Regions from separate parts of the Mus musculus genome. Here regions 1, 2, 3, 4, 5 and 6 are each linked to region 7. Evidence: chromatin loops called from intact Hi-C (ENCODE). Cell type or tissue: heart. All regions are shown on one strand. Links, peaks and the distances in the headings refer to the core of each region. The heading gives the core; the rest is flanking DNA. Region 1 has its middle 68 kb from the start of Gm13375. Region 2 has its middle 33 kb from the start of Gm52501. Region 3 holds the start of Enkur (enkurin, TRPC channel interacting protein). Region 4 overlaps Arhgap21 (Rho GTPase activating protein 21). Region 5 overlaps Enkur (enkurin, TRPC channel interacting protein). Region 6 has its middle 49 kb from the start of Gm13375. Region 7 holds the start of Gm13375 (predicted gene 13375).

Region 1 (4,334 bases), core at 144-4,143, 67 kb before region 7:
CAGCACAACTTTGGAAACCAGTCTTCAACTCCCACCTTGTTTCAAGGGTTTGTTTCTCTCACAGTTCCATGTAACAATTCATCATCAAAAGCAGCAAGGGCAGAACCTCACCCAGGACAGGACCTGGAGGCAGGATCCTATACAGAGACCAGGGAGGAATGCTGCTTAACCCGCTTTGCCCTAGCCTGCTTTCTTACAGCACCCAGGACCACCAACCCAGGGCTGGCACCACCTATAATGGCCTGGGTTCTCCCCCATCCATCACTATTTAAGAAAATGCTCTTCAGGCTTGCCAATAGCCAGATTTTATGGAGGTTTTCTTAATTAAAGTTCCCTCCTCTCCGATGACTTTAGCTTATGCCAAATTAACATAAAACTACTCAGCACAGTGATTATATGTAAAATATGTAAATATGAGATTTGCATCAAAGAATGGGAAATAAATCCAACGGAAATTCAAGGGCTTCACAGTAAAATTTCTAGGCAATGTGAGGCATGCAGAGATATCCTTTCTAATGAAGAATAAGTTGTCTCACCTCCCCTTCTCACCACCAGGAAGGAAGCACAACGGCTAGTGGGCCTCTTTGGATCATGGGTGGAGCACGTTCCTCATCCTGGTGTTTTCCTCCAGCCATATGCCAAATGACTCTGAAAGCTACTAGTTTTTAGCGGAACGTGGAATAGAAGGCTCTATTACAGGTCCAGGCAACTGTGGAGGCTTCCATACAATCCAGCAGGCCCTGTGGCTCATGGAAGGTGCGGACGCTGCTTGGAACCTTTGGCAGGGCCTTGTACGTGAATCACAGAGACTCATGACTCTGCTGTCATTTACAGACAACTGCTCTTCCTTTAAAAGGTAGCCTTAGTGGAACCTGAACATTTGACATTGAGCCACCAAGTTACCATGAGCTTAGACACCTTTCTTTCTAATATGTTGCATTTCTGAATTATATCTCCACCTCTTTCCCATGTGGACCAGACTGCAGCTGCACTTTTTGAAAACTGTAAGTCTAGATCTCCTGATGTCCTTTCAACTATCGTAAACTATCAAGGTTTTTGAATGGACAAAGGTCAAAGGCAGTTTTTTCTTATTTTTAAAATATGCATGGAGATATCCACTGTGGTAATTAACCTAGTTCGTCAAACTTGGATGAAGTTAGGACTTCCTAGGAGATAAAACCCTGGGCTTGTCTGTGAGGTGGTCTGTGAGAATGTGGATGACATAATTCCCTCCCCAAGGGCCCTGGGCTGAATGTGAAGAAGGAAGCAAGCCAAGTAGAACATTTGTGGCTCTTGACTTCCTGGATGTGTAGGAAAGGTGACTGGCCAGCTGCCTCACACTCCCGTCATCTGTCTTCCCCACCTGGACAGAAATAAACTCTGATACCTATACACGCATAAAATACAATCAAAATGCCTTCCAGGGTATTAGATCTGGATTGGGCCTGATTTAGTTGTTTGTTTGTTGATTACACAGTGTTTACAGAGTTCTCCTTCACTAACCCAGCATTTGCTTTCAATATCATGTGCATTTATAACGCAGAATTCTTCAATCGTTTGGTACAGAATCGACTTGTCACTTAGGAGTTGCTCATCACGCAAATCACAGCGTGCTTCAGCTAATTCTGCTAAGCCCTGCTCAGAGGCCTCTGTTCTCTATGACTCATGAGCTTTTTAAAACACTTCAGTTCAACAACATCTGGTCGCTTATATAAGGAGAGAGAGGAGAGAGAGTGTTCTTTACAATCAGTGGTTTTTCTGGACAGCGCCTCTGCACTTGGCAGCCTTCCGTTTCCCTCTGAGTGGCTGCTCTCTTTGTGTACTCAAGAGATTTTCATTCTCCCAGTAAGGATGAACACATGCAGAAACTTGGTCAAATTTTGCACATAAACTTTTGCAGTGATCGGTTCCTGAATCTGTGATATTAATCTGCTCAGAGTTGATCTGATCTTAAGAAAAATGAAAACCAGAGATAATTGGACATTGAATTCAAAGACATAAAATTCTTGTGTCTTACATGTCAGTGGGGAATGCAGTGTCCTTTTTGTTGGCTTTGGTTGGGTTGTGTTCTTGGGACAGAATCTCACACTGTAGCTCAGGCTGGCTTCAGATTTATAACCATACTTCTGCCTCAGTCTCCTAGGAGCTGGGATTACAGTTTATATACCTGATTTAGAATCCTATTTCTTATAGAGAAATTTCTATTAAGAGATCTTTGTGGTCTCTGATAACTACTATAAAAAGATAAGATTTATGTTTTCCAAAATGCATCTCTAGGTAAACTGCTCTGCCTACATGTGTTTCTCACCCTTTCTGTCTCACAGTTCTGCAGACAGGAATAAAATATGCATAATATTCATGCTGATGGAGGGTCCTAATAACCTTCTGGGTTGTCTTACATTCGTGGTTTAGTCTCGGCTCTCTTTATTCTTTGCAATAGCAACAGGGAGAGCAAGCTTGCTGCTGGGAAGGAATACATTTGTAAATGTAAACCTTTCTACCATTATTACTCCAGGCAGAAGAGAAAGAGCACCAAGTGCAGCCACCATTCCCCACAAGTTTTCATTTGCATATTCAGGGGGTAGAGATGGGTACACGGGGAAGCCCAGGAGTTAAAAAAAAATTGGTAATGAACCTGGTTTAACAATGGAGTGATAATTGGTTCAAGGTACTTAAAAAGATCAAAATGACTTTGTAATATGACGATGTTAACATCCTATTAAGGATGTTCATAAGTTAGTACTGTTATAAATCATATGTTCCACAAAAAGTACTTTAAAATTATCTTTCCATGGAACTAGTCTGGCTTACTAATAAATGGATGGGCCAAACATGGTGGTTTAGAAGTCTTTGATCAATATCCTGTTTCTATATCCTTTGTAGTATTTATTTCAGCGTACTTCATTAAATACTAACCACTGTCAACAAGTCCAAAAAGGAAAGTGATCTTGTTTAAAATAATTTGTTTGGTTTTGAAGGAAGCGGGCAAACACACTGAAGATGTTGCCAACATTCTTTGAGGTCTTGGCATAGTTTGACGTGTCAGTGATTCCAGAAAGTGTCTTGAGCACCTCTCCTCCAGGCAAGATCTAAGTTGTGCTCATTCTTCCCTGGGCAACACAGTACCTCAGCTTAAGAAATTACCATTTCCTAGAACACCCATATTCATAGCAGCAAATGTTCTAAGAAATACAAACAACCCAATCACCTGTCAAGGGCATCGATGGATGAATAAGTAAACAAAATATAGGATTCATATACATATGCATATTCAACAACAAGAGATGGGGATGTTGCTCCATTGGCTGACTGTTTGCCCAGCATGCATGAGGCCCTGAGTTTGGTTCCCCAGTAACTCATAAATGGGAAATGATGGCACACACCAGTAATTCTGGCACAAGGGGTGGAGAAAGGAAGATTAGACATTCAAGTTGTTCTTGGCTACATAGGGAGTGTGAGAACAGCCTGAAAGGGCAGTGGGGGAGACTGTTGCAGGCTGCAACATAAATTAACCATGAAGAAAATAAACCAAATGAAAGAAGCTATTCACAGAAAATACAAATATTATGTGATTCTGCTCCTACAAGGCATCTAAATGTCTATGAGATATAAGCAAAGCCATAGAAAACAGAGAGAATGGTTATTTGTCAGAGACTGGCTGTTTATTGGCTATGGAGTTTCATTTCTGCCAATAAAAAAATTCTAGAATTCTGGTTGTACACTGTATACACTGAAAATGCTTAAGATGATAAATTTTGGTATGTGTTTGCTATCAGGATTATAAATAAATATTTCCTCAGAAAGGATTTTAACCCCTTAAGTTTATTTTGCTTTACATTTCTCCACAGCGGTGAGAAATGACTGGAAACCTCTTGGCTCAGGGCAACCGAAAAAACCCACATATGACCCTCTTCTTCCACTGCTGGATTTCATCAAGATCAAACAATTCTCCCTGTCTAGGTGTGATGGGATTTTTATAAATTCCCAGTTTTCGGGCAGGAGCAGCGTGTTTCTTTAAAAATCCATTGAAAACAGCAACTAGTGCATGTCCTCCCTCATCTGGAGAAGTATGTCTTCTTGGTTTTCAAAAAAGGGGAGGGGAAGCCCACCTGTAAAGTGAAACTAGGAAGAGCGAGCGTCCTGGGGAGGGGAGCGCAGCTTCCCTGCTCTTCCCTCCTGCGCTGGCATCCATCGCTGCTGTGTGGGTGTTTAAGGCAGAGTCCAAGTGAGAGTGAGTAAGATCTGTTCTAGACGATCCCAAAAGCAGCACCGAAGAAGCTGGCTCTTAGCTCAGTAGCTAGTCTGCAGCTTCTGATCGCAGCCTCCAGGCAGAA
Region 2 (4,334 bases), core at 89-4,088, 290 kb before region 7:
GTTGGGTTAGCTTCTTTTTCATCAAAACTTTTAAAAGGTAAACTGGGGCTTAAAGCAAAGACAAGCATTTTTCCCTTCCCTACCCAGACTTAAGGGACGTCAAGAGGCTAAGACGGGAATGACAATGCAAAATTAAAACTATGTGGTCCGACGGCTTCGGTGTTCAATATTTGCACCTAAGGAGGCAAGGGGTAGTTCTGACCTTTGACTGACTCAACTTTTACTCATCAATTTGTTCAAAACCTACTATAGTTTTCTTCTACACAGGGTGGGCTAATACAGTAGTTCCCTGCTGCATTTCAAGAAGAGCCCACACATCCTTCCACCAGGACTGAAAACCGGCAAGTCTTTTTTCTGTCTCTCTCATTTATTTGTTTATTTATTCACTTTCCATCCTGATCAAGGCCTCATCTCCTCCAAGAGCCCCCTTACACGGTCCCTCGCCATCCTCCCCCTCCCGTTCTCCTCTGAGAAGGACAAAGCACCCTTTGGGTACCTGGCTCATCAGGTCACCAAAGGACTAGGCACATCCCCTCCCATTGAAGCCAGAAAGTTTTAAATAAAATGCAGATCACCTAGTGAAAATCAGTGAGTGCCAGCCCACCCTGGATTTCACCTCCCTTTTCCCTTCCCTTTTCCTTAGTTGTTCAACACCAGCTAGAGCAGGAGCCAGCACACTGAGGAAGTAGCTTCCTCAATGCCTCTCATGCAAAGCCCTCCAGCTCCTAACTGCCCATCTCTCCAGAGCCTCGGGACCTCAGGACTAAGTCTTGGGAGGCGAGTGCATATTGCATAGTTTGACCTCTTAGAATAACCCCCACCCCTCAGCTTTGCTAACAGCATCCTTTGAATTCCTTTCCTCCAGCACTTTGCCTGCAAGTCCATAAAGAGCTCTCCTCCAAAAAAGGGGGTGGGCAATGGTTTCTGGACTGAAGTACAAACACCACTCATACAGGTCACCGCCTTCCTTGCCCACCGTGACATCAGTTGACATACAGCCTGGATGCACCGCCTCATTGTAATTCTGGTGAGGTGGATGTATTTGTCCCCCTCTCATTGCAGCTGCACATTAAGTCCTGAAAGATGGCCTGTTCTTAGCCAAGTACAGACTGAGAAGCTGGGATAGCCAGCTTTCATCCCAACGAGGTGGGTGTGAGGGAGGTGGTTGGAACTGCAATAGAACATTTACTGGACAGGTGAACCAAGAGTGACAAAAAGGAAAGTGTTTCTCACTTTATGTTTGGCACTTGCTGTAAATTACAAGCCAAGCACAATGGCCACAATGGCAGCAGCGGAGAGGAAGCTGTCTTTCTTCTAAGAAGCGGCTGCTTCGTTTGCATGCCTAGGACTGGAATCCAAGTTACAAGTCAGTGGATTAGGTCCTCTAAGGAGACACATATGAAAATCTGTGCCAGTTTTTCCAATTGTTTGCCTTAGATAAGAAGGAGGGAGTTAGAAAGGCGGGACATAGGCAGATAGAAGGGAAGAAAGGAAGTGGGAAGGAAGTACAGATAGGGAGGGGAAAGGTGGGTGGGAAGGAAGTGGGTGGGAGGGAGGCCAGGCCAGGCCAGGGAGGAGATAGATGGTCCTCCATTTAGCCAAGCTGCTCACCTGGCTATAGACATGGCAAGCACATGAAGAACTCAATAAAAGGCAATAAAAGATATAGGGTGCTGTGGCTAACTGAGGCAATTGACTAAACTATGAGAAAAGACTCTCACACAGACTTTGGACATAGCCTGAAGCAAGCAGCTGGCTTGCTAGTGAAGCCTAAAATCTCTTCAGGTTTTTATTGTTTTCCTAATGCTTTCAATTTTATGAAAAGCGAAAACAATTTTTAGCATGTGTGTGATGTATGTGCATGTGTGAGAGTATGTTTGTGTGTTCCTCCATAGTTTATGTGAGCATTGTCAACTCCATGGCTATTTTATTCTCACACACACACACACACACACACACACACACACACACACACACACACACACACACACGTGAGCTCGCACACCACAACCCCCACTGTGGGTTATTGAATTCATTTTTAAAAAGAAGTTGAGGTGCTTCCCTGAAGGAGAAAATCTTGACTGATGCCTGGTGGCAGAAGCAGACACAGATGGCCTGCTTAAGACAGAAACTTCTGTGAAGTGAGGAAGACACTTTCAAAAACACGGCTCCTATTATTTTCAAAGGGCATTTAAGGACACCACTGATCTTGGCTTCTGGTCTGTGCAGGGCAGCCATCCTGCTGGTCCAGTGTGCAGATCAACCGCTAGAGGGAGACAGGGACCTGAACTTCCACAGCAGTCAGGCTTCCCTACATAGTGGAAGAAGTTTCACTTCATGTCTTTGGAGACTGCTCAATTTCTAGATTGATCCCTCTCTTCAATAGTCACTGAAGGGCCTCTGTGCGTTCACATTACACAGTTAGGGACACCAAATCTGTACACCCAGTAGGGCCAGTCTTGCATTTGAAGTGGTATAGAGAGAAGTCAGGAAGTTTACAAAGCAAACATGCCAGCTTTCCCCTAGGCTCCTATCTCACCTGACTGACAATTTGAGGACAGGCCTGCAGCATCTGTCTCACCTGCTGCCTGGCTTTGGCCACACTGAAGGTTTAAACAAGGGAACGAAGCAAAAGCTCCTTTGCCTTTCAAAACTGTATCTGCTATATGTAGCCAGTTCCCTCAGTTAATGTAACAGAGACACCTCTTGGGTTATCCTCTATCAGCATGCCCCATGGGTACATGAAGAGGTGTTCACTTGGCATTAACTACTAGAGGGAGACCAGATGCTCCCTACCAAGGAAACAGTGAATAAGCTCTGACGACACTCCCGGATGTGTTATGAGGAATCCTTTATCATCACAATCTAATGGTGATTCAGATGACTCGCTGGGTCAGCTACTAAAGCTCTTTTCAACTAGTAAAATCATTTGCCACACAAGTCTGATGATCTGAGTTCAATTCCCAAATCCAACAGTAGGCGAGGACCAAGCTGTCCTCCGATCTCCACATATACACTGTGACACTGGACCCGCACACACGCATACACACAATGATAATTAATTTTCAAAATTAAACACTAAATGAAAACTAGCACATTGGAAAACTAATGATCAAGTTGAGCTAGATCACTTTTGTTTTTTTGAAACAGGATCTTACTGTGTAGTCCAAGCTGATGGAAACTCAGCAGCCTCCTCCCTCTGCATCACTATAGCTGGCTGATCTTCATTAGGTTTTTTGGTTTTTTTTTTTTTTTTTTTTTTTTTTTTTTTTAGTAAAGCTCTATGGGACTGCAGATATGGCTAGGACATGTCTCCAGGAGCACTGGCTGCTTTTCCAGAGGGACCAGGTTCAGTGCCCAGCATCCACAAGGTAGTTCACTGAACCTGTCTTCTGGCCTACTAGGAGACCAGGCACACAGGTCATGAACACACATGCTTTTAGGCAAAGTACTAATATACATAAAATAAAATCATCTTAAAAAAAAAAAAGCAAAGGCTCAAACTCTGAGCTATTGCTAAGAGCTGAACTTTCCTCGTCTTTCTTAATTTTTTACGTTAAAATACATACTCATTTTATAATCAAAACCTGGAATAAACTACTTTTAGGGAAAAAAGAAGGTGCTCCTTTTGTGTGAATGAGTATAAAGGAGATTGTAACCAGTGAGAACAAAGGATGGTTACTAAGGAAGTGCTCTAGCAGGAAGGGTGAGGAGTGTGTGGAGGGGGATGGCGAAGCTAATGCATGCTCACCTCACCTAGCTCCCTGTGCAGTGCCCAGCCAGGCACCGCTCTCCATAATGAAAACTTATCAGGGAGACAGGAGCAGATGACAACCCTCCAGACTACACTGCCTGCCAAGAACAAGCCCTTGGATTCCAGGCCGATTAGAAAGCGAGCACTGAAACCTTTGCTAGGGGGCTTTGCAAGGCAGAGAGAAACAGTTACCATTTTGTGAGGCAGAGAGAAACAGTTACCATTTTGGCAAGTTTTATTTTTATTCTGCTCAGTTCAATTCACAGTGATTATAAATGACCCAAATAATTTTAATTAACTCATAAATCGTGTTCTTTACTGCATAAAATTCATTTGGGCATTTGCCAGAGTCAGCGAGTGGATGTGTTTTATGTATCCAGGAAAACACTTATATTTTAAAATATATGGGTGGCATCTGTAAAGTGGAGGAGGCAAGCATTTGTGTGTGATTGAAAGAAAATCTGGAGGAGACTGTCCCTCATTGAGCTAAGGCAAGCAGTAGAGGAACTAGGTAAGATGTGCGTCTGAGGACTTGGAGGGTGTTTTTATTTAATTTAAGGAGAATGGTTGCAACTCCCCG
Region 3 (4,334 bases), core at 173-4,172, 240 kb before region 7:
TCTGGCAGGATGCGGGTTTTCTCCCACTCCCCTCTTTCCCCCACACCCACGGTCCCACAAATATTAATATTAGTAATTTCCAGTCAATGATAGATATCAAATAATCTACAGACAGAATCAAATTATCCAGAGATAAGACCAAGGATATCATGTATAAATTTCAAAGAAAACCAGTTTGCCATGCAGTCTGATACACTCTCTGAAGCCAAGCAAAGCCTAGTGAAAACATTTAATTTAAATCACTCAGCAATTCACAAAATTGTACTTTGGTAGTGTGTGTTAGCATTACCTACTTTTTTTTTTTTTCTTTCGAGACAGGGTTTCTCTGTGTAGCCCTGGCTATCCTGGAACTCACTCTCTAGACCAGGCTGGCCTGGAACTCAGAAATCGCCTGCCTCTGCCTCCCAAGTGCTAGAATTAAAGGTGTGCACCACCACTGCCCAGCAGCACTACCTGCTTTTATGGACACCTCAAAACAACATAATTAATCCTCTGTTTCTGCACATGCATAGGAACACACACTCTTAGGTACACACATGCATTAAACAACTCACAATGCACGCACACACACACAAGACATGGTGGACTACCTGAGTAGCTGAGTAGCTGGTTTGTTCTTATTGTCTTCATAGACAATGAATATTTCATGTTTGATTCAACATTTTACACAGGTTACTTAATATCCATTCCATAAAGAGCAGACAGTGGAAAGGCAAACACTACACATATTAACTTTCCTTACTTTCTCCAGTCTTCCTCGGGCCTACCACCCCATGGTCTCACTTCAAAATTTACCTCATTTCCTCTTTCTAAACAATACTGGCAGGTCTAAGTAAACTTATAAATTCAACTTATAAATTCTGCATCCATACAATTTCACAGTAAATGGGCTCATTAGACTAGCAAAAGGCAGGCAAGTGCGATGACAAATGGCAAATAAAAGAATATCCTTCCAATTCTGTCTTAAACTACATACTAAAGTTTGTTTTGTAATATTCAGCCATAAAAATAACTTTGGAGCCTCTCTGGCCAAGTCTTAGTTGAGCTAATTAAAAGACAGAAGAAGATGGACTAATCCTCCACTGCTGCCCGTTTACCTGTAATCCGAGTCTTCACTGTATTCTCCTTTATGTAGTTATGTAGTTTATGTAGTTAGGGTCACTCCCACCACCCATGAACTGGTGAGCGTGGCCACTATGAATTCCTAAGTGAGACGCTGGGTTGGGTTCCCATGAGCCTTTAGTCACAATACTTTTTCCAATGAATATATTAATATATATACACATATATATGCTGCTCATTAATTAATAGGAATGAAGCCAGCAGCACTCTTAACTCATTCCTGAATGAAGCTCATCTTAACATACCTGCTTTCTCTGTATACACACCAGTCTCGTCATACTTTGGACTACTACCTGAGTACTCAGTTTAGGGATCACTTTAAGTGGCCACTGAAACCATAAGAATGCAAAGCATGTGGCATGTTTTGCAGAATATAGAAAGGATATATGTTACTGAAACCCCACACAAGACAAAACACAGCTGGCCTCACTTCAGCTGGAAACATCACATACCACGCTTCCAAATTTTCACTGCCATGCCTACGTCCATAAATTACTAATAATGTGTGGCTAAGTATTGAAGAATTATGAATAAACTTGAACAAATGAGACACTGACATACAGAATCCATGAATAATGTCTGCTAACTTTATGTCGTTCCCCTTTAGTGAAAGCTGCATTCTTACACCCCTTTTCACGTATCAGCTGCTTCTAATTAGAACATGCCTTGGGTTGTCAACCTGGTTCCGACTACTGGCCTCAAATACCTGAATCCTTGGGTTCTATCCTGAGGTCAGGAAGGTATATGCCTTGGCTAATGGCTATCAAGTTGGTTAATACTGTTTACATTCTATGAATTCACGATTCAACAGTTAACATGCACAGGAGCATATATCCAACAAGGAAGTTTTTCTCTTTACATGTTAAGTAAAAAGCAGCAGAGAAATCATTTTTTTTCAAAAGCAAAAATTGGTGCTCCCTATCCACCCCTTAATCTATGGAATGTTTTTAAAGAAACCCAATCTGCTGTGAAATAAGGAAACACATCACCCCACCCCAAAAGATTATTCATCTGAACCGTGGGCTGCCCAGAAAAAAAATAGATAAATTCTATCAAACCGAAAAACGGGAAACTAAATTGTTTCTTTATTCTTATCGAATAAAATTTAGCAGAAGCCTCCAATCACGACTTGCATTGAGCGAGGCCTTCCAAGTGAGGACTGAAAAGTTCACTAAGCCACCAGGCCATTTAACCCAGCCACCAGGCAGTGAGAATTGAAGAACTGATGCACCTGACTTCCCTGGCAGGGCAACTGCCAAGTGGATTTAGACCCACGAAATTTCCTCCCAAATCCCAGGGCCAAAGGATGTGACTGGGTGAAGGCTTTCAAATGAGAGTGCAATCACAAGTGCATATGCATGAACGGGAGATCAAACAGCTCAAACGAAATATAAGCACTTCTCGGAGAGGAAAAAAACAAAAACATGTCAAAAAGGGAGTCAAGGGCTGAAACCTGGGCAAAATTCGAGGCCCTCTTCCAAAGGCTGGTCCTCCTGGCGCCGGGTAGCGCTCGCGCACGCACCGTGGAGACAGAGCACCGCAGGGCCCGCCGCAGGGTCCGGTGCGACAGGTGGATGGCAAAGAGAGGCCTGATGGGGCACGACGGAAGGGGGGATGCTAGGGTAACAACTCTCGCTGGCTTTCCATTCCTCCTCCATTAACTCACCAAGAAAACCACCCAAAGAAGAGGAAAGAGAGAAAGGGAGAAAGGGAAGCGCCTTCGGCACCGCCTGGCAACCTCAGCCGGCAAGCCCGCCCCAAGCTGCTGCTTCTGCGCCTGCGCTGACTGCGCGCTGCGCCACTAGGCCAACCACGTAACCCAGACGCCCCGCCCATTACCCCGAGGCTCCTCCCCTTCCCCGTCGATCGCTCCACCTCCGCAGGGGCGCGGCCTGAATGTTGGAAACTATTATGTGACGCGTGCGTGTCTGTCCTGCTCCCTATTGTAGAATTTTTCTTTCCAGATGTACCGAGGAAAACCACAAAATGTTTGGGTGCGGGGGGGGGGGACAATGTTTTCATGTCGTCTTTTCCAAAGACGCAGGAACGTCTTTTTCCTTACGTTTTTCTCAGACAGAAGAGGTTACAAAAAAGGAATCAGATAAAAGCCAGGTTGCCCCGTCTCCTAGCAACTGTTTCCTTAGCAACCACGTGGTCAACAACGCTAAACAGACTCGGAGCAGAATTATTTTCTTCCTGAAAAAGGGACTGTTACGAAAGGGTCAAAGGGAAATTACACGAAAGAGAAATTTTAGTTCTTTGATAAGAAAGTAAGAAAAGAAAAAGGCGGTGAGAGAAGGAGTTGAGACAGTGGGAAAGTGAGCCAAAAAGCTGAGTACTTGTTAAGGAATTCCTTGGTGGCCATGGACTCACCCTGCACTTCCGAGAGTATTTATAACCTCATACCCAGTGACTTGAAGGAGCCGCCCCAGCATCCTAGGTATGTGGGTAAGCAAAAGCGATGACTTCAGCCCAGAGGAAGATCGTTGACCTCTTTTAAAGACTTACGGGGCTGACTTTTACATTTAATCTTGGGTCGCAACTTCTTAAGACCAGGTGGACAAATCTAAATAGCGTTTCATATTTCACAGAGAAAAAAAAAAAGTGAGCTAGTGTTGTCAGACGTCCATTTTATGATCATAGCCCCCCACTAATATGCAATTATTAATTTGGTTTTAGGTGCTGTGTATAATGTGAAATTCCATGTCGTTGAAAAGAGGGGGAAAAATCTGTTTTATCCGTCCGTTTTAGGAAATCTGATGTTTAATTTAGGAACTCAATGTTGTATTTGACTTAGGCACTCTTTTGCCTCCCGTAATTTGTGTCTAAATTGAATTCTCATTTGTTTCTAGGCCTCAGTATTTCAATTGGTTTAACAAAAATGATGGACTAGAGAGTATGTCTAGGATTTTTACAGATCTTGTGGTTTAATGAAAGGGGTACAGTTGGATGGATGGAAATTCCAAAATATATAACTGAAGGAAATTCTTATGTGTTTGTTATATTTCTGAAAATCTCCAAATCTGAAAAAGGAAACTTCAAAATAAATGTCCCAGATACTTGGCCATATAGGTATTTTGTAAACTGTATTGAAGTCTGAGAGAAGAGGGCAGTCCCATGCCTCCTAGGAGTTGGTGATTTCTGTTATTTACCTTTGTCTTTTGACTTAAGAAAGTCACAGCCACTTTAAAAGAACCAGCACTCAGGTGCGC
Region 4 (4,334 bases), core at 263-4,262, 60 kb after region 7:
AGATCATGAGGTGTTCAGACAACTTTAATGAGTTGAAGTTTATATTATAATAAAATAAATCAGCCGGGCAGAGGTGGCACATGCCTTTAATCTCGGGAGGCAGAGAGGCAGGTGGATTTCTGAGTTTGAGGCCAGCCTGATCTGCAGAGTGAGTTCCAGGACATCCAGGACTATACAGAGAAACCCTGTCTCGGTGGGGGGGGGAGGGGGAGAAAAATAAATTCATAAAAACATTTATTTCTGATGTTGGAGAGATGGCCCACTAGTTAAAAGTAGTTACTGTTCGTCTGGAAAACCTGAGTTGGGACCCACATCCAGTGGCTTAGAACTGTACTTGGTGTTTCTAACTCCAGGGGATTTGGTGCTTTCTTCTAAAACGTATACATAACTGTGATACAATGCACACAACTAGGAAGTTGCCGCTGATAGGGTGTTAGTGGATTAGCTACAGTGGTTCACTCACTGAGGGTCCACTAGTTCTGTTGGGTTTGTTGAGGTTTGCTGCTGTTGTTACTGTTGTCTTACTGTCCTGCTTTGCATTCAGTTAGGATACTTCCTTAAAATCCGCACCTTCATCTCTCCTTTTTGTTCTTTTTGTGTCTTGTGACCTTAACATTGTTCAGAATCTGCTAGATTTTTGTCCTGTAGGACCACCATCCACATAGTTTTAGCAGATGTTTTCTCACCACCAGTTCAAGTTTAATCAGTAATTAGTCACATTTGCAATAGTTTTAAATATAACATCATATAACATAATAGTAATTTGTATAACCTGTGAATCTTCCATTCTCATCAAGATATGATATTAAAATAAGCATTCCATCATTTTGGAAAGTTCCTGTATATTCTTTTATAACTCATTTGGCTCTGGACAATCACTCACAAGCTTCTTGTCAGTTCAGAATTTTGCATTTTCTGGAATTTCTTGTCAAGCAAAACAACACAGAGTATTCTTTTTGTGTTTTTTGTCTGATTTTAAAAAAAATGTATTTATGTGTACCAATAGTACAATATTTTTTTTTGAATAATTTCATTTGTATCTATTCCACGGATAGTCCAGTAGCCTCAATGGTCTGGAGGGTCTTAGAATTGTCACGTTTTCAGTTGACGTAAGAAGGAAATAATTTTTTTGAGTACTGTTCACGATAATCTGAGGGTGTAGGTCAGGTAACACATATCATAGATGTCACCTGTGCAAGATGGACCACTCTTGTTGCCATCTGGTACACACCAAGGTTTAGGATGGATTCCAAATGCTTCTGGTGTGATAGAAGCAGAGGCAGCCTGCAGGAAAAGCACCAGCCTGAGGAAAGGGCATCTGAGTTCTCTGTCATCTTCTCATCATTCCCAAGGCAGATGCTGAGTGCACACAGCAAGGATGCCATCCATGCCTATCACAGGGAAGAATGCATGCCTAACAAGTAGAGCTCCATGTGGATGGTTATGCAGCCACCATAGCTTGTTGAACTGATTGGATGGAGTTATATGCTTTGAATGAGAAGAATAAATTTAAACTCTTTGAGGGTCCAGGTTTTAGAGAAAGAAACTTGGAGAGGAATAGTAATGAGTTATATAGTAATGAATTAAAAAGATCTGAAGTTAGATGGGTAGGAATGGGGGAGTGGTTTTGGGAAGAGTCTGAGGAGGGGGAATATGATCAAAACATAAAATTCTTGTGTTTGGGGGTAAATGTTTAGGGTAAAAATATTAATTGGACTGCCAAAAGATAAAGTGTAAATGTTTGTGCTGCGGCTCTCACCCCATTGTCACAACAAGCTGAATTTTGCTTTTGAGCTTTCCAGTAGCCAGAGAATCAAGTAAGGATAGGAATAGTTAGGGCTATACCCCATCTGTAAAAAAATGCCATCTGGTTGTCGCTGAATGCCGAGATCAGTTTGTCTTTATATGTCTCTGTCCTAGAAAACAAAGAGAATGCAGTCAACAGTAGCTTTAACAGTGTTGCTCCAAAAGGCTATTTTTTTTTCAGTGAATGTACATCCCCAGGATCATTCCTTAAAGGGTTTCTCCAACTGTGCCTCAGGCACACTGGAGTGAGTGCCTCTGGCCAAGTTTGTTAACTACAGTGATGCTGCTAGTATTTCACAGGTAGGCAAGAGGCCCTGAATGTCCTGTGTATTCGAGTAACTTAGAAAGTGCCCACAGCATGGACCTTTTGTCTCTTAGAGGACCATGGGAAGGTCTGAGAGCACCTGCAGAAGTTGATCTGTTCCACAGGGGACACACATGAGGCTGGGGAGGAGGGGGATTCAGCACGAGCATGCACTTGACATTAATCCAGACCAGACACGAGCGCGTGTGTCGGGCTCTGTTCACCCCAAGGATGAGGTAATAGCCCTCTTTTGTAGATAAAAACAGCTAAAATAACTCACTCAGGTCACATGACTACTGAGTGAAGAGCTGGACGTTCAAATCAGTTATGTCCAGTACTCTCCAAGTTCATAGTTTTGTTTTTAAACTTATGCCTGTTGACTTACTTTTAAGTATTCTTCCTCATTTCTTCAATTTTGTTTCAAAAGTCTTTCTGCCTTTAAAATGATGTTCTAGCATTGAGGACCAAGGCCAAGGTAAATCTCTAGAGTGTTTTGCAACTGACCTTGAGGAGCGTGCAGGGAGAAAGGTAGGATCAAAGAAGTTTGTCTCACATTTGTGAGCACCTAAAGATAAAGGTGAGGAAGTCTTAAATACTTCCTAGAAGCAAGCTTTACTCACTGCGACATTCTGAGTAGCTGTTTTGCTATAGACCTGAAAGTCCCCTGGGCTTGAGGAGTTCCCAGTGCCCTGCCTGCCTGAGCTTGTATGTTTCATCCCAAGTGTGGTCACAGGCTGCTCCACAAAGCCCCTTTAGCCTAAGCATAGTAATATTATTTTAGCTAAACTAGTTGTTTATTGGATCATATTTTGTATCAAAAAACTCCCTGCTCCTGAATAACTATTTATAGATGAGTTTTTCAAGCGCACCCTCATCAGAGACATCTTGTGGTTTATTTACTATTTTAATTCAGTAGCATGTAACAACAGCATTCTGTAAATCAATTAAAGGCTCTGACTGATAGTGCTTCTTGTGCCAATTTAGTAAAATCTCTTTTGGCATGAAATTTTCTAATAATAAACTTCCCCAGCTTTTATATTTTTATTTTTGTATTTTAGGAAATTATTTTACATTTTTTTATTACAGTGATGCAATATAAGAAAAGACCATAAAGGCAGAATATTTTGGAGAGAGCAGCTGTTTTGGACAGTTGATACCATATTGACACCCTTTAAACTTCTGGAGTAAACACTCACAATCACGAGTACACAGCTGGCTGCTGCTGTAGTTCCCCTCCCAATGTTAGCTCCATTGAGTTTCTAGTTTTCTAGCATGTGGCAAGGGGAACCTGGTAGTTGTGTCAACTGTCTCAGTAGTGATCTTTGTGATTCTGTTATCTCTGACTTCATGCCTCTATAGCTCTTACTAGAGTGTTCTAACAGTGGTGAGACCCAGGACAGGCCAGATGCAAAGGAAGGGGTCTTTGACACTAGCTGCACCAGTGTGACTTGGCAACAGCACGGTAGTGTGAGCCTCCACAGCCAAAGCGCTTGGACTTAGGGCTGCTGTTTGTCTGGGAAATCGTGGTGAGACTCACGTTCATGAGCTTACCTTTCTATATAAGGTCCAACCTTCATGCTTTCTTTCTGCCTCCTCTCTCATGGTGCTTCTAAATCATCCAGGAAGTAGTTAATTGGACCAGTTACTCATTCAGTGTAGATGTATCTTAGTCACTGTGTTAGGAGAATGAGTGTGCTTCAGTGAAATGCATGTTTAGTGATTAAAAAAAAAGTTTACAAAGCTGAGAAAATGGAGTCGATTTTTGATCTATTTCCATTCATTTTTGAAAATCACATTTTTTCCAGAATAATGTAACTAAAATATTGGCCTGAAATTGTATTGCAAGTATTTTTTCTAGGCAAGTCAGTAATAGCCAGATACTTGGCGGTAGAGAGTCAGGGGCATATTTACATTGCTTTTCAAATGCAGCTTTTCTGACTTAGCTCTGTGGAGCCCTTAGCTAAGTCCTATAAGATGTGTATTTAACTAGGTTGTTTTTAGTTTAACCAGATTAATTAGTTGCATATTTTCTGTTATTTTTTGGTGCTGCTTAGTGGAACAACCATGGGTGTCTTAGTCTCAAGCATATTTTAAGAAGTAGAGGTGGATGGCCACGATTGGTGGTAACAGTGCTCTTCTGGGGTCCTTACTCCTCTGCACAGCTCTCTAGGGATTCAGGTGATGTCCTTTAAGTAATTGGCAAGAGGTAGCTATGGCCTCTCAG
Region 5 (4,334 bases), core at 121-4,120, 220 kb before region 7:
TCAGAGGACAATTTATAGAAGTCAGTTCTCTGCTTCCATCCTGTGAGTTCAGGAGATTGAATTCAGATTGTAAGACTTGGTGGCAAGTACCTTTACTCAGTGAGCCAACTTTCTGGTCCAGCATCTTATTTTAAGAGATCAGAATGAACTAGCTCTACGTTTTGGAAGTGGCGTATGTGTGCGCTCATGTGCATGTATGTGCATGTAAGTGTGTATGTGTAATGGCTGGATTTTGCCAATTTGCCTAGTTTTTGTTTATTGGGTCATTTTTGTTTGTTTTTTTCTTGAATATTGAAAACAATAAGCTTTCTTGTTCTCTAATTCCCAGTTGCTCTGCTCACACACAGAAGACTGCTCACAGGAAACTGATTGGCTTTTTTTCTCTGGAAATCCTCGCAGGATTATGGCATCACGCCTGAGTACATATGCAAGCGAAATGAGGATGTGAAGAAAGCACAAGAAGAGTATGACAATTACATCCAGGAGAACCTCAAGAAAGCGGCCATGAAGAGACTCTCTGACGAAGAAAGGGAGGCAGTTCTGCAGGTGAGCCTGTGGGCTTCAGGCCTCTCTAACTCTTCGTCCACCCCCCAGCCCTGCTACTGAAGCCGGGGCTTCCACTGTCTCAAAGCAGTCTCTTTGGGCTCTAGCAAAAGTGCTCAGTAAAGCTTACTCTTTGAAAAGGGAAAGGAAAAAATAAAAGCAAGCCATAATACAGAGATTCATAAAATATTTTGTTTCCAATTTGGTGCATTTAGGTTGTAAGGAAGCCCACTTTCTCCTACAACAAACTGGTATTTTAAAAGAGTGAGAAAATAGTTACTTCCATTCACTAAATTTATTTTTTAAAGTACTCATAACGGAGCTATTTTTCACTAGATGGAGCTCTAGAATAATTGAAGCTGTCTCCAAGCTGTATCTTTTCCATTCTAGTAACTCAGCTACCCAGGTTATTGCGTGAATGGATATTAGGTTTCACATATGGTTCCTCTATTTTGAATAAATGGGCCATTTGACATATCGTTGTTGTAGTTTAATGGAAGAGGTCTATCTGAAGTGTGAGGCATCAAGAGATGAGCAGGGCGTGACACTGTCATTTACACAGAGCAGTTACTAAGCACCTGCTTGTCCTCTTCTGCCACCACGCTGACCCTTAAAGAAGTGGCATAATGATTCTTTTTACATATATTTTGAAAGCTTTCTATAAGACAGTATCCAATGACTTCATAAAACAAGAGAATTCATTTGGGGAGATACCTCAGTAGTAACGAGCTTGTCTGATGATTGTGGCACATAAAACATGGAATGTGGTAGTACATGTTTTGTTTGTGCATAGGGCCCCTATGTGAACATGGAAGGCATTGATTGACAGGAAAGTCCCTGGAAGCTCATGGGCCAATTAGTCTGGCATATAGAGGAGACCCTATCTCAAATAAGGTAGGTAAGGACCAATACCTGCCATTGTCCTCTGACCTCTCCCCAGGCATCATAGCACCCACATACCCTTAATTATAAATACTACACACACAAACACACACAAACACGCACACACACATAACATAAAAAGCAAACTTTATCTTATTAGTAGCTGTTGAAAATGGGCCATATGCAATTATGATACTTAACATTTAAAGGATGAAATCATAAGCACAAATAAAGATTTATTAAATGTCCATTCTCTACACAATATTAGCCTGAGCCATGAAGATACCGCAAATGGTATGAGATCCAAGTTTTGCTACAGAAAGTGCTTTAATTGGATTAGTGAGACACGATCTCTAAAATGCACCAGATAGACAGGAATTGTGAGTGTGTGTGTGTGTGTGTGTGTGTTGTAGGTGTGTGGATCTCAAGCTTAAGAAAAGCCCAAGGTAGTTGTCAGCACCGAAAGATCTTGCTGTTGCGTGGAGCTGCAGAGTAAGAAGCACCTAGACAGCAGGGGGAGCTCTAGAGCTAGGGCTTCTCTCTGGAGGCGACATGATGGAGTTTTGAAAATATACAGGGAGGGGGTAGTCACGGCAGGCAGGAAATGCAGAATTATAGATCATTTGGTGGAGGAAAAGGCTCGTAGCCCATTATTTTTCAATTATTACTTGTCTTCAGGAAGCGCATCCCTCTGCAAAGGCCAGATCATCATGCCTGCAGGACTGCATGAGGGTGGAAAACAGGAACAGGAAGGCCTTCCTCAGAGTGCAAAGGCTCCTGTGCCTTTTGGCCATAGTGGAGAAACATTCTTTGCCTTCCTCTTCAGGTCACCCCAGGACTTCCATTTGATGCTTCACTGGCAACATAGTAAACCCTTCATGGAATGCCTTACTTTCCAGCCAGTGCATAGCTACCCGGTTATAAGGCTAATGGTGGCCCTACTGACGAGCCTTGCTTCCCACTCAACTCAGAACTGCAGAGTTCTATGGTACAATGGTTGCACATGTGCCCTGAGCTCCTTCTTCACACAAGTAACAGTCCCTTTGCACCTGATTCCAAACACCTCACTCTATAGATGAGGAGATTAAATGCAAATATAATAAGCAGTTCACCTGTGTGTTTATCCCTTCCTTAATATGTGGACATCTATGTGTTTATTGTCAAGAGCCTAACACACAAAATAAGCACAGTCCTTACTCTAGTGAACTGGTACACTTGCCTTTGGCCACATATCATTAAGTTGGTGAGTCAGGACTAAAGTCACACCTAACAAACCCTGGGCTGCTGTTTTTCCTACTACAGGCAAGTTGGGTAAAAGGGAAGTTGTATGAGTTCTGGGCTCCAGTGGAGAAACAGAACACGGACTCAGCTGGGGTTCTGAGGGGAGTTTTGGAAGGAATGGTAAAGAGAAGTGAAGTTCATTGAAGGGAACCAGCAAGGCCCTGAGACCTCCAAGACCAGGGAGAGGGAAATACAGCAACATTTATAGACATAAGGACTGCTGTGCGGTGGGGGGAAAAGGACCGTCAGTGTTCTCAGTACATAATGAGCTGGAAAGACCTCACAGTACAGGACACCTGAAAGTGTGTTCAGGAATGTAGATGCAAGAGGTAGAGGCACAATCTCTCTTCCCTCCCTCCAGAGCGCCTTCAAACTCAGAGGACAGAAGGACAAAAAGCAGGAAGTCCATTCTAGCTGTGTCACAAGGCAGGGCAGGAAGGTAGAGAGTGTGTGGGAGCCAAGGAGCCAAACACAGAAAGTGAAAGGCAATTTTTATGGGTCATAGCTCACTATTTGAAAATTTACATCACAAATAATATTATTTGAGTACAAAAACAAGAGAAACAAAAATGAAAAAAGTTAAAAAGACAAATTTCTATTGCTCCAATGGATAAAAGACCATTTTTGTAAACAACGACAAAAAAGGGTTTAAAAACAACAAAGGGGTTGCGTCAACATGATACAAAATTATATTGAGTTTCCATCCTTAGTTGTTGACTTTGATCCTGACAGTATTGTACATTCTAGAAGTTAAAAGCAAACTACCCATCAAAAAGAAGCCCACGGGGGCAAAGATGTGCTTCTGGGACTGCAAGTAATATGAAAATATTCCCCAACTCGCTTGAAACCCCTTTGATATTTGAAAGTGTATAAATGTATACATTTTCTCTCTGCAGTAGGTGGCCCTGTGGTGCACTGTGGAGACATGTTCAGGTTCTATAATGAAGGAGCAGGGGGAAGCAGAGTCTCTTTGAGGGCTTCTCTTCAGGACCCATGTCATGTGCTATTAAAAGCGTCTCTGACCTGACTCCCTCTTGAGAGAGTTAAAGTATAGTGATTTCAGCTTCTACCTTTCAGCATCTCAGATCGTTGCTTCAGTCTGACTCAAAGAAGTCACCTGGCCCATTGCTCCAGCCAACCAGTGTGTCTTATTTAGCATAGCCTAGCTTCTCATTGCTTTACCTAAACACAGAAGTAAATCACTGAGACTTCTTTGTTCCCCACAAAGAAGTTCTTATTCTACTTACTGTGACCTCATTATTTTATAAGATAAGATACTTCCAATCCTTTTTGTTTGTTTGTTTGGTTGGTTGGTTGGTTTGGTTTGGTTTTTTGGTTCTTTTGTTTTGTTTTGGTTGGTTGGTTGGTTGGTTTTGCTTAGCAAAATAGTGATACAAATCACTGGAAATCATTGCAACATTTTCATAAATGCACTTGCTGTGCTTTGATCATACCAACCCTTCATGGTCTTCACATGTCTCTCCCCCTCTTACTGATCTCTTGTCCTTTTGATTTCCTCCTCTGTTTGTTACCAGTGTTTACAGTTGGCATACAGAGTGATGGGAATCGTGATGTGCTTCATGCTATGTGGCTATATACTCTGCTCCAGTTTGTTCTCCTCCCCCACT
Region 6 (4,334 bases), core at 148-4,147, 48 kb before region 7:
GGTATACGCATCTGCAATTGCAGCTCTCTAGAGGTAGAGGCAAGATGCTCGTGAGTTGAAAACCAGCCTGTACTATAGACTGGTACTTTGTCTCAAAATTTATGTTAATTAAATTACAGAGGAAAATGCCACAGGAAAGTATGTTGGAATAGGTGGGTCTTATGAACAGAATTAATGCTGGGAATTTTTTTTTTCTGCTTTCTTAACTTTAACGTTCTTTTTGGCATGACAGCATCTTACTTTATTGCTGGCCAGGAACTCCTGGGTGGAGCCACCCTTCTTCTTCAGCCTCCTGAATACCTGGATTATTCCTTTCTTAGAAAGACTTTGTGTGTGAGGGCTGGAGAGTGGTTAAAAGCATTGACTGTTCTTCCAGAGGCCCTGAGTTCAATTCCCAGCAACCACATGGTGGCTCACAACCATCTGCAATGGGATCCAACATCTTCTTCTGGTGGGGAGACAGACAGACAGACAAATGCCTGAGACTCCAGCGCCAGAGGATCCAATGCTCCCTCCTGGACCCCACAGGTAGCCATAAATTCATGTTATGTGCTCACATACAAATAAAAATAAGATAAATCTTTTACAAAAGCATCTTCGAAATAGTATTAGATTTGTAAAAGTACACTGGAGAGGTATTTTTGGAAGAATGAAAACTAGTTTAGGGCTGGTGAGATGGCTCCAGTGGGTAAGAGCACCCGACTGCTCTTCCAAAGGTCCGGAGTTCAAATCCCAGCAACCACATGGTGGCTTACAACCATCTGTAACAAGATCTGACTCCCTCTTCTGGCGTGTCTGAAGACAACTACAGTGTACTTACATATAATAAATAAATAAATCTTAAAAAAAAAAAAGAAAGAAAACTAGTTTAATCTCTCAGGCATCCAGGACTCCCTGATGTTGTGTCTGCAACACATGCAAAGATCATTATACAAAAATGGAAAAACTAACATCCAAGGAAGAGGAAGATGACCAATAGGCTATTATTGGCTTTGTTACTGAAATAATTACATGGCAATTTGGTAGAGAATTAAAGAGACAATCATAGTGATTTGGAGAGTTTATATGTATAAACTACATATAATAGCATTATATCCGTGCATATAACAGTTATATTGCAATGGTGTATATGCTATGTGTATTCCAAATTTTGGCAAAGCTTGGTACATGGTGGACAATACTGATATTGTGAATGATCTTGGATTTCATCTCTGTGCTGTAACAGAAAAAAAAATCATGGCTTTTAAATGAGCTCATTTAATAAGGGCTGTATTTTCTGTTTGCATTCTCTCTGCACTCACAGAATTATGACAGTTAGAATTAGAAGAGACAGGAGATTAGATTAGGATAGTTAACAGGGCACAGATGCCTAAAATTGGCAGAAGAAGAGACCGTGTGTTTTAAATGATAACCTTATAGCATAGCTGGAGAACAGCAAGGCATGTTCTGTGGGTCAGGAAGAAATCCCCAAGAAGAGAATTTAGGCAGGATTGGATCAATAAAGGAAGCTGTTTTGGGAAAAAACAAAACAAAACAAAACAAAAAAACACAGAGTTTTCAAACAATCTATTCCATTGGTAAAGAGATCAGATCTACAAGTTTACAGTTCTCTCATTTAGCAAACAGCAAAGGGCTATTGTAGAGGGGAGAAATCCAATCTAGATTGCTCTGAAGCTCCAACCACAATCAGGGGTGGCAGTGAGAACAAGAAGCGAACCAACAAAAAACTGGGGGGGGGGGCGCTAGTGGTTTCCAAAGTACATGAAGAACATCGCATGGGGTAGCCACTGACCTCTACTTACCAGAGCTGGTTGTCCTCAGGGCGTCAGACTGTAAAATTCAGAAAAATGTTCTGTTCTGAAGTTTTTGTCCACTTTACACAATCTGGAGTCATTTAAGTATAGGGAACCCCAAATGAAAACATGCCCCCTTCAGATTGGTCTGTAGACAAACTGTGGGGAATTTTCTTAATTGATGATTTATGTGCAAAAGGCCAGCCCACTGTGGACAATGTCATTCCTGGGCAGGTCCTGGGTAGTATAAGAAATCAAACTGAGTAAGCCATGAGGAGAAAGGCAGCCAGCAGAGATTCTGCCATGGCCTCTGCTTCACATCCTCCCTCCAGGTTCCTGCCTTGATTTCCTCCTTGGCTTCCCCCGATGATGAGCTGGAACCTGTAAACCAACAAGCCTTTTTCCTTCCCGAGTTGCTTTTGGCCAGGAAAATTGTTGCAGTGATAGGAAGCAAATTAAGATGGGCGCCTTAGAACTATCCAGAAAACTGGAGACTCCTCATACCCAAGAGGTTGCTGTCATATTCTGGACAAGCTGGACTCAACACTGCTCTCGAGGGCTGAGAAGCAGATAAAGCTATCGCAGGCAGGCTGCAGGCAAACTCCAGCATGAGCTTGGGCTCACCGCTGAGTATGGTCAATCATCTGAGAAAGGCTAATACCCAAAGACTGACCAGAGGGGTTTTGTCTGGTTTTGATTGTTTGTTTTTTGAGAGTCTTGGGTTAATACCCTCAGAAGACTAAGAGGATGTTGTATCCCTGAGACTAAATGTAAATGGAACTTTAAAAAAAAAAAAAAAAAAAAAAAAGAAAAGAAAAGAAAGGAAGGAAGGAAGGAAGGAAGGAAGGAAGGAAGGAAGAAAGAAAGAAAGAAAGAAAGAAAGAAAGAAAGAAAGAAAGAGGGAGGGAAGAGAGAGAGAGAGAGAAGGGCGGGAGGGAGGGAGGGAGGGAGGGAGGAAGGAAGGAAGGAAGGAAGGAAGGAAGGAAGGAAGGAAGGAAGGAAGGAAACTACTAGGAATCTTGGAAGTAACAGAGCAACAGAACGATGGTGGTGGTGAAGCTAAGGCTCTCTGGGATCTGGTCTGCATTTCCCTTTGTGCTGTGCACAGACAGAAACCACTCAGTCACTGGCCGCTGTGTTCTTGGACAGCTCACATTTCTAAGCCTAACAGTTCTCTCAGAGAGAATCTTGCCTCTTTGTCCTTTAGCCCTTTGTCCTGGGCCTATCATTAGAGGAAAATCAAGCCACCTTCCTTTTCCTTAAGAATGCCGTTCAAACATTTGCCTTTGCCTTCATGGTCTTTTCTCCAATCTCGATGGCAGCTCATTCACCAGCTTCTTGCCAGACAGCTTTCCGAACCTTATTCTTTTGCTAACGTTACTCTGAAACTCTTTCTAGACTTCCCTCAGCACCTAAACCAGAGGCCATTACAGCAGGCCCACAGTTTCCCCTGCTTCAGATGTTCCGTTTTATTTTTCACAATTATATTATTACTTCCTCTGATTATGTAGCTACTATTAATACATGTAAGTCCACGAGAATGATGCCTTCCCCGAAGAACTCCAGGAAATGAGTAAGCGGATCTGTTTCTCTAATGTTTTATGTTGGGTTCCTTGGTTTAGCAAATATATATTGACTGCAAGCTATTCTCCAGAGACAGTACTAGGTGTTATTGGAACAACTAAGGTACTTGAAGCAGAGCCCCTGCCTACAGGGCTTAGGATCTAGTAGGATCTAGTTATGATCTAGTATGTGTCTCAATAATCTCTAGCGTAGAGCACAGTACAGATGTGGGGATAAAGGTCTGAGTCGGCAGACGCACACAGACCAAAAGCTTCCCAATATTCAGTATTTCAGAAGCCTAGGGTCAGAATGCCACTGCAGATTCCTTCTCTGAACTTGGATCTTGTTCTCGCAGCTTCCTGCTCCGGGTGTGTCCTCAGTTCCAGGGCTCAGTGAATGCCCATTATTTTTTCCTACTCTCCTGCACTTAAAGATCAGCAGAGAAGCCTGGCTTTCAGATTCAGCCACCCAACAACCCCACTTCTTTGTATAAGCCCCCCAACACACACCCCAAACTCTAAGTAGGGAGTTGAATGAGCATGTGTGCATCCATGTTATGAGAAAGAACAATATTCCCTAGCGGGGTGGAAGGTCCCCAGGTCTCCACTAATGGAGGAATAGATGAACAGCTTGTGGCTGCACACACAATGGAGTATTGTTGTGTCAATGCATGGAACTTCGGACACATGCCACAACAGGAATTATGCTTCAAGATGTTATAGAAAGTGAGATGAGCTAGTCACAAAATGACTAACATTAAATGACTCCACTTACATATTATCCAGAGATGAAAAGACAGTGACGTTTACCTTGGGTCAGGGCCCTGGCAGAGCAGGGACACTGTTTACTGGCTGTAGAGTTTCAGCTGGAGAAGATGAGCTATTTGTATAGATGGCCATATGAGTCATGCAGCACTGTGAACGTGTGTGTGTGTGTGTGTGTGTGTGTGTGTGTGTGTGTGTGTGTATGTGTGTGAGT
Region 7 (4,334 bases), core at 227-4,226:
GATTGTCACAGAATGACCTCAGACCAGACCAGGCCCGGCCTTAGTGGTTCTATTTCTGGCTGTGACATTTTTCCCTGATAATGATTTGCCAAACAGTATTATTATGCCATCCTCAAAGCCAAAATTTATATTTTGAGGATATTCTAGTTTCCATTTTTAAAAATGTCTTGCTTGCACTGCAAGAATTATAGTTTATGAGATGGCTTTGTAGTTGTTCATCTAGTGATGTACTTATTTCAAGTTAGATGATAGGATATCACACATTAGACATGCACTGGGGAGGAAAAGATCAGCCTTCCAAGTAAATAGAACTAGAGTTACTGTTGGTTATCACTGAGCCAAGAGACCTGGAGTAAACAAGTGTCCAGGGATCAATCATGAAGTTCATGAAGCCCATACATAGTTTAGAGCAAAATTTCCTCAGTTACCATGACCCCTAAACATTGTTTCACCAACTTCTCAGGAGAGCTTTTAAGAGTAGACACATGACTGAGTGCTTGGCTCATTTTCCTTTCACTTGTCCTCCCTCTGGTGGAGGTGTTAATGAGTGAAACCCCAGGATGGGCAGCTGGGAATGCCAGGGCTTGCATCCTGTACCCCTTACTCTATTGGTCTGTGGGCAGTGAGTGACTGGCTGTTTGTTGCCACTTTCCAGATGACCTGAGAGTGACTGTGCCTTTTGGTCTACACAGAAGGAATCTAAATGGGAGATGAATCATTATTTAGAGATTGCTATTGCTCATTTATCTTCAGACAGGAATAGTCCTAAGTTTTCACTGCTAATGTGTTCCTAGTAAGTGTCAATGAAAGAGTAAATAAAGTTCTGCGAGGAAGCAAACTAATAGTTTCATAGTTAATACACAGCAATGTGATACTTTAATATCTTAGTAACCAATATAATGTTTTTATATTTTCAGAGTCCCTAACTAGCTGTGATTTCACCTGATGTTCACAGCCCAACAAAATATGAAATGTACTGTTACATTTATAGATTCTAGTGGGCAGGCCAGAAGCATATTTTCCAAATCGTAGTCATGTAGTCTTCTCCATTCACAGAGTCTGATACCCATAAGACACTCATGACATAGCTCATAAAGTTATGAGAAGCATTCCCATGATTTTGGGACACTATGACCATACCTGTCCTACAAATAGGATTAAATTCTTACTTATTGACCACAAATCTATAGGCACATAGTTAAATGCTGGGTAATATGGTTATTATAATTGAAAAGAATGTTTGAAGTAGCTGTATATCAAAGAATGGATTCTGGGCTCGACTCCTGCCTCCACAATACAATCTCATTAAGATGTACATAAAACTCTGAGTAGTACCCACCAGGAGACGGAGCTAAAGAGATGCTGGCTGCCATTGGTCCTGATCAGCTCTAGTACTTACAAACAAGTAAACATTTGCCCCATTACATGGAAAATGAGGAAGATAGATGGTAGTATTTTTAAAAAGACTTTAAGTGTGTGTGTGTGCTTATGTGCAGTGAATACAAGTACCCTCAGAAACCAGAGGTGTTGGGTATTCCTGGAACTTTAGTTACAGGTGTTTGTGAGCTGGCTGGTGTGCATCCCAGGAACTGTTTCAACTGCTGAGCCACATATCATCTCTCCAGGCCCTAGATAGAATCTTGGTTCTCACATGGTACTTCCTTTGACTGAAATGTTGCATCTGTAGATTTTGTTACTTACCCATAATTCCATAATGACTTTTATTTCCTTTTACTGGCAACTTTTTCTTCTCCAGTACCAAAAGGAAACCTTCTCCCCAAACCAACATTTGTAAGATCAAAACCTTGTAGATATGCTCAGCTGTTAGGCACTCAGTTATGCCATGCACACACATTTGCATCTGTCAGTGGTGGATGTGAACTTTTCCCTAAGCCCACCAGGGATAAACTGTTTGAATGTTATATTTCTATTCAGTTTTTGCTGCTTTACCCAACGGCAGGGTATACCTAGATCTGCCATCGACCTGCATGCTGCTACTCAGTAAATCACAAATATACAGTAGTAGGCTCTGTTTTCATTTATTTATTATTTATCACCCTGGCTATTGGTTAATTTGGTTAGGGGCAGTCACACCTTACATATTTCATGGCTACTGCAAAAAAAAAAAAAAAAAAAAAAAAAAAGATCTAGTTAATTTCTCTCCTCTAAATGTCAGGTTCTGGTGGTAAATTCTGCCTGGATTTGGTTGTAAATTCTGTCTGCCCTCTTTCACTGTAAGGAACAATAAAGTGAGGTTCAGTTTCTTCTTTATCAGCTCCTGAGTGCTCTTTCAAAAACCTCCACAAGAAACAGGACCCTAGGCGATGGGTGTGGAAAGGAGGAGGAGTCTTTAGAAGGCAATTGTAGCAAAGATGAAAAAGGTAACACGTTCCACAGCATCTTGGTTTTTGTTCTGTTCTCTCAGGATGGTGGCAGACACAAAAGCTGTCAATGAGGATCGAAAGGACCCTCAACAGCATCAGCAGGGCAGAGACCTGGAGGGGGGGTGTGCATAAGACGGGGAGAGGACAGGGGTGGGGTGGTGAAGAGGTGCCAAGCACTATCCCCAGAGCTAGAGGCTCCTCTAGGGATCAGAGCTGGTGAGCCACCTCCCGAGATGGAGTGGGAAGGGGAGGCTGAGGGGCGGGGTAGAAGGCTTGAGCGGTAGCCCTTGATTGGGTCGCATACTGTCGTAGCGTCACCGGATTGGACGGTTTGCAGCGGGAGATGTTATGAGGTGCAACAGGGCGGAGCCAGCCGTTCGGGTCAGAGCCCAGGCCCGGGAGTGGGCTGTGGAGCGGCTGCCACGGGGCTGGCGGCTTAACTAGTGACGGGAGCGTGGGGAAAGCCCAGCCACCGCCGCTCGGTTCCGCTAGCCGCGCCTAATCGCTCAGCCGCCCTGCAGGTTTTAAAAAAAAAAAAACAAGAAAAAAATTCTGAATGACTCGTAACCGCCACCACCCAGTCCCTGCTTACCGCAGGAAGCTACCTTGCAGTGCGGCGGGCAGGGACACTCCCTTATCTGGAAGCTCCACATCCCGTAGCTTCTCGCCCCACCCGCTGCAAAAAAGGGGCCGCCGTCCCCCAAGACCTGTCCGGCAGACAGCTGCAGGGATGTGCTCGCTCCCGGAGCGGCGCTCGGGAAGCAGCCGGAGTTGTGTGCCCAGCGTCGGGGTGCGGGGACGAAAGAGCTAGCGGGTGCCCAGGTTGTAGGGGGCCTGGCGAGCACCACCCCTGTCCCGGCCCGTCTTCCTCCTCTAGCTTGGCTCCCGGGGCCGGGTGACTGCAGACCGAAAACTCCTCGCCCCGGAGCGTCCCCCGGGAGGGGAGGGGAAGGAGGTGGGGTAGAAGGAGGTGGATCCAGAAGGAAGGCGCGAGCAGTCCGCCCCCGGGAAGCAGCTCGCGCGCCCGCCGGCCCGGCCAGTCTCGCGCTCGGCGATCGCGGGCGCGGGAGCGTGGGGCCCCGGCCGGCCCGGCCAGGCTTGAGTGCGGCGGCCGCCGCCCCGCCCCACGCCCTCCCGCGGCGCCCAGAGCCCGAGGCTGGCCGGGGCAGGTCGCGGCGCTGCCTGGGAGCCGACCCTTAACCCGCGTTCTCCGTTGCGTGGCCGCTCCTCTCACCGCCTGGGGCTGAAGCGCGGGCCCGCGGAGGCCGCGCCCGCGTGTGTGCAGCGAGGGAGGCCGGGGCACAAAGGCGAGCGGCGGGCGCCGGGGTCCGGCGGGCTGCGGAGGAGGGGCGGCGCCTCATGAATATTAACCGAGCCGCGGCCTAGCGCGCCCCGCCGCGGGCCGAGCTGCCGAGCGGAGCCCTTGCTTCCCGCACGCGCCCCGGCCGCGCTTCCCGGGAGCCCGCGCCGGCGACCCGCCTCAGGAAGGGGCGGAGGAAATAGTGGTAGGTGGGTGGTTTGCTCGTCGCTTTCCCCTCTGCTTCAGGTGGCCGGCGGGGAGGGCGAGCCGGGCTCGGGGGTGGGGGGCCGTAGCCGGGAGCTGAGAGTTGCCGGGGCCGCGGCTCTTCCGAAGCATGCTAGGGATCCGGAGCGGGAGCGGGAGCGGCGCCGCGTCCCACCCGCGGCCGCACGCCTCCCCACCCATCCCCGCCGCGGGCCAAGGAAAACAGCCGTCTCCTTGGGGGCGCGGGCCGGGGCGCAGGGCAGGCTGCCACGGCCGGCCGGAGTCACCCGCGGCCCGGGCGGCCGCCGCCACAGACGCCGCCGAGCCCACGCCCGCCCTGGTCCGAGCTGGCTTTTTGTTTGTTTGTTGGGGAGTTGTAGGGCGTCTGCGAGTCTAACCCGGTGCGGAGAAAACTTCGCTTAAGAGTAGGTGTCCGGGTGCTGCAG

Evidence for each region. Peaks named below come from ENCODE experiments on the same cell type or tissue, not always from the same donor. Only the 100,000 strongest peaks of a DNase experiment are listed, where the experiment ranks them.
Region 1: it touches region 7 in a loop (2.1-fold over the local background); 9 of 42 quality-filtered maps call a loop at or near these places.
Region 2: a loop joins it to region 7, with 2.5 times the contacts of the local background. A loop is called at or near these places in 3 of 42 quality-filtered maps.
Region 3: it touches region 7 in a loop (4-fold over the local background); 13 of 42 quality-filtered maps call a loop at or near these places.
Region 4: a loop joins it to region 7, with 4 times the contacts of the local background. A loop is called at or near these places in 21 of 42 quality-filtered maps.
Region 5: a loop joins it to region 7, with 8 times the contacts of the local background. A loop is called at or near these places in 16 of 42 quality-filtered maps.
Region 6: it touches region 7 in a loop (2.0-fold over the local background); 2 of 42 quality-filtered maps call a loop at or near these places.

The regions. Positions count from the first base shown.
Region 1 is chr2:21,034,746-21,039,079 of GRCm38, reverse strand. No RefSeq gene overlaps it. Among named protein-coding and RNA genes, the nearest start is that of Gm13375, 68 kb to the right of the region's middle. In heart, for the core only: no CTCF peak of the experiment used is centred there; DNase peaks (open chromatin) are centred at 1,259 and 1,769; H3K4me3 peaks cover 201 bases; H3K27ac peaks cover 27 bases.
Region 2 is chr2:21,259,745-21,264,078 of GRCm38, reverse strand. No RefSeq gene overlaps it. Among named protein-coding and RNA genes, the nearest start is that of Gm52501, 33 kb to the right of the region's middle. In heart, for the core only: a CTCF peak has its summit at 2,261 (motif pointing right); a DNase peak (open chromatin) is centred at 2,268.
Region 3 is chr2:21,204,300-21,208,633 of GRCm38, reverse strand. Enkur (enkurin, TRPC channel interacting protein) reads left to right here and starts at 3,269. Exons shown (of 5, transcript NM_027728.2): 1 at 3,269-3,562. The coding sequence starts at 3,486. Thnsl1 (threonine synthase-like 1 (bacterial)) reads right to left here and starts at 2,910. Exons shown (of 3, transcript NM_177588.2): 1 at 2,789-2,910. In heart, for the core only: a CTCF peak has its summit at 2,601; DNase peaks (open chromatin) are centred at 2,883 and 3,513; H3K4me3 peaks cover 1,704 bases; H3K27ac peaks cover 1,518 bases.
Region 4 is chr2:20,907,589-20,911,922 of GRCm38, reverse strand. All of the region lies in intron 3 of Arhgap21 (Rho GTPase activating protein 21), which reads left to right. Among named protein-coding and RNA genes, the nearest start is that of Arhgap21, 58 kb to the left of the region's middle. In heart, for the core only: no CTCF peak of the experiment used is centred there; a DNase peak (open chromatin) is centred at 2,292; H3K27ac peaks cover 1,517 bases.
Region 5 is chr2:21,185,379-21,189,712 of GRCm38, reverse strand. Enkur (enkurin, TRPC channel interacting protein) reads left to right here. Exons shown (of 5, transcript NM_027728.2): 4 at 400-546. Among named protein-coding and RNA genes, the nearest start is that of Enkur, 18 kb to the left of the region's middle. In heart, for the core only: CTCF peaks have their summits at 883 and 1,942 (motif pointing right); no DNase peak of the experiment used is centred there.
Region 6 is chr2:21,015,756-21,020,089 of GRCm38, reverse strand. No RefSeq gene overlaps it. Among named protein-coding and RNA genes, the nearest start is that of Gm13375, 49 kb to the right of the region's middle. In heart, for the core only: no CTCF peak of the experiment used is centred there; no DNase peak of the experiment used is centred there.
Region 7 is chr2:20,968,039-20,972,372 of GRCm38, reverse strand. It overlaps Gm13375 (predicted gene 13375), which reads right to left and starts at 3,499. Exons shown (of 2, transcript NR_033225.1): 1 at 2,990-3,499; 2 at 2,025-2,899. It also overlaps a transcript of Arhgap21 not described here. In heart, for the core only: a CTCF peak has its summit at 542 (motif pointing left); DNase peaks (open chromatin) are centred at 532, 2,702, 3,392 and 3,702; H3K4me3 peaks cover 2,061 bases; H3K27ac peaks cover 2,083 bases.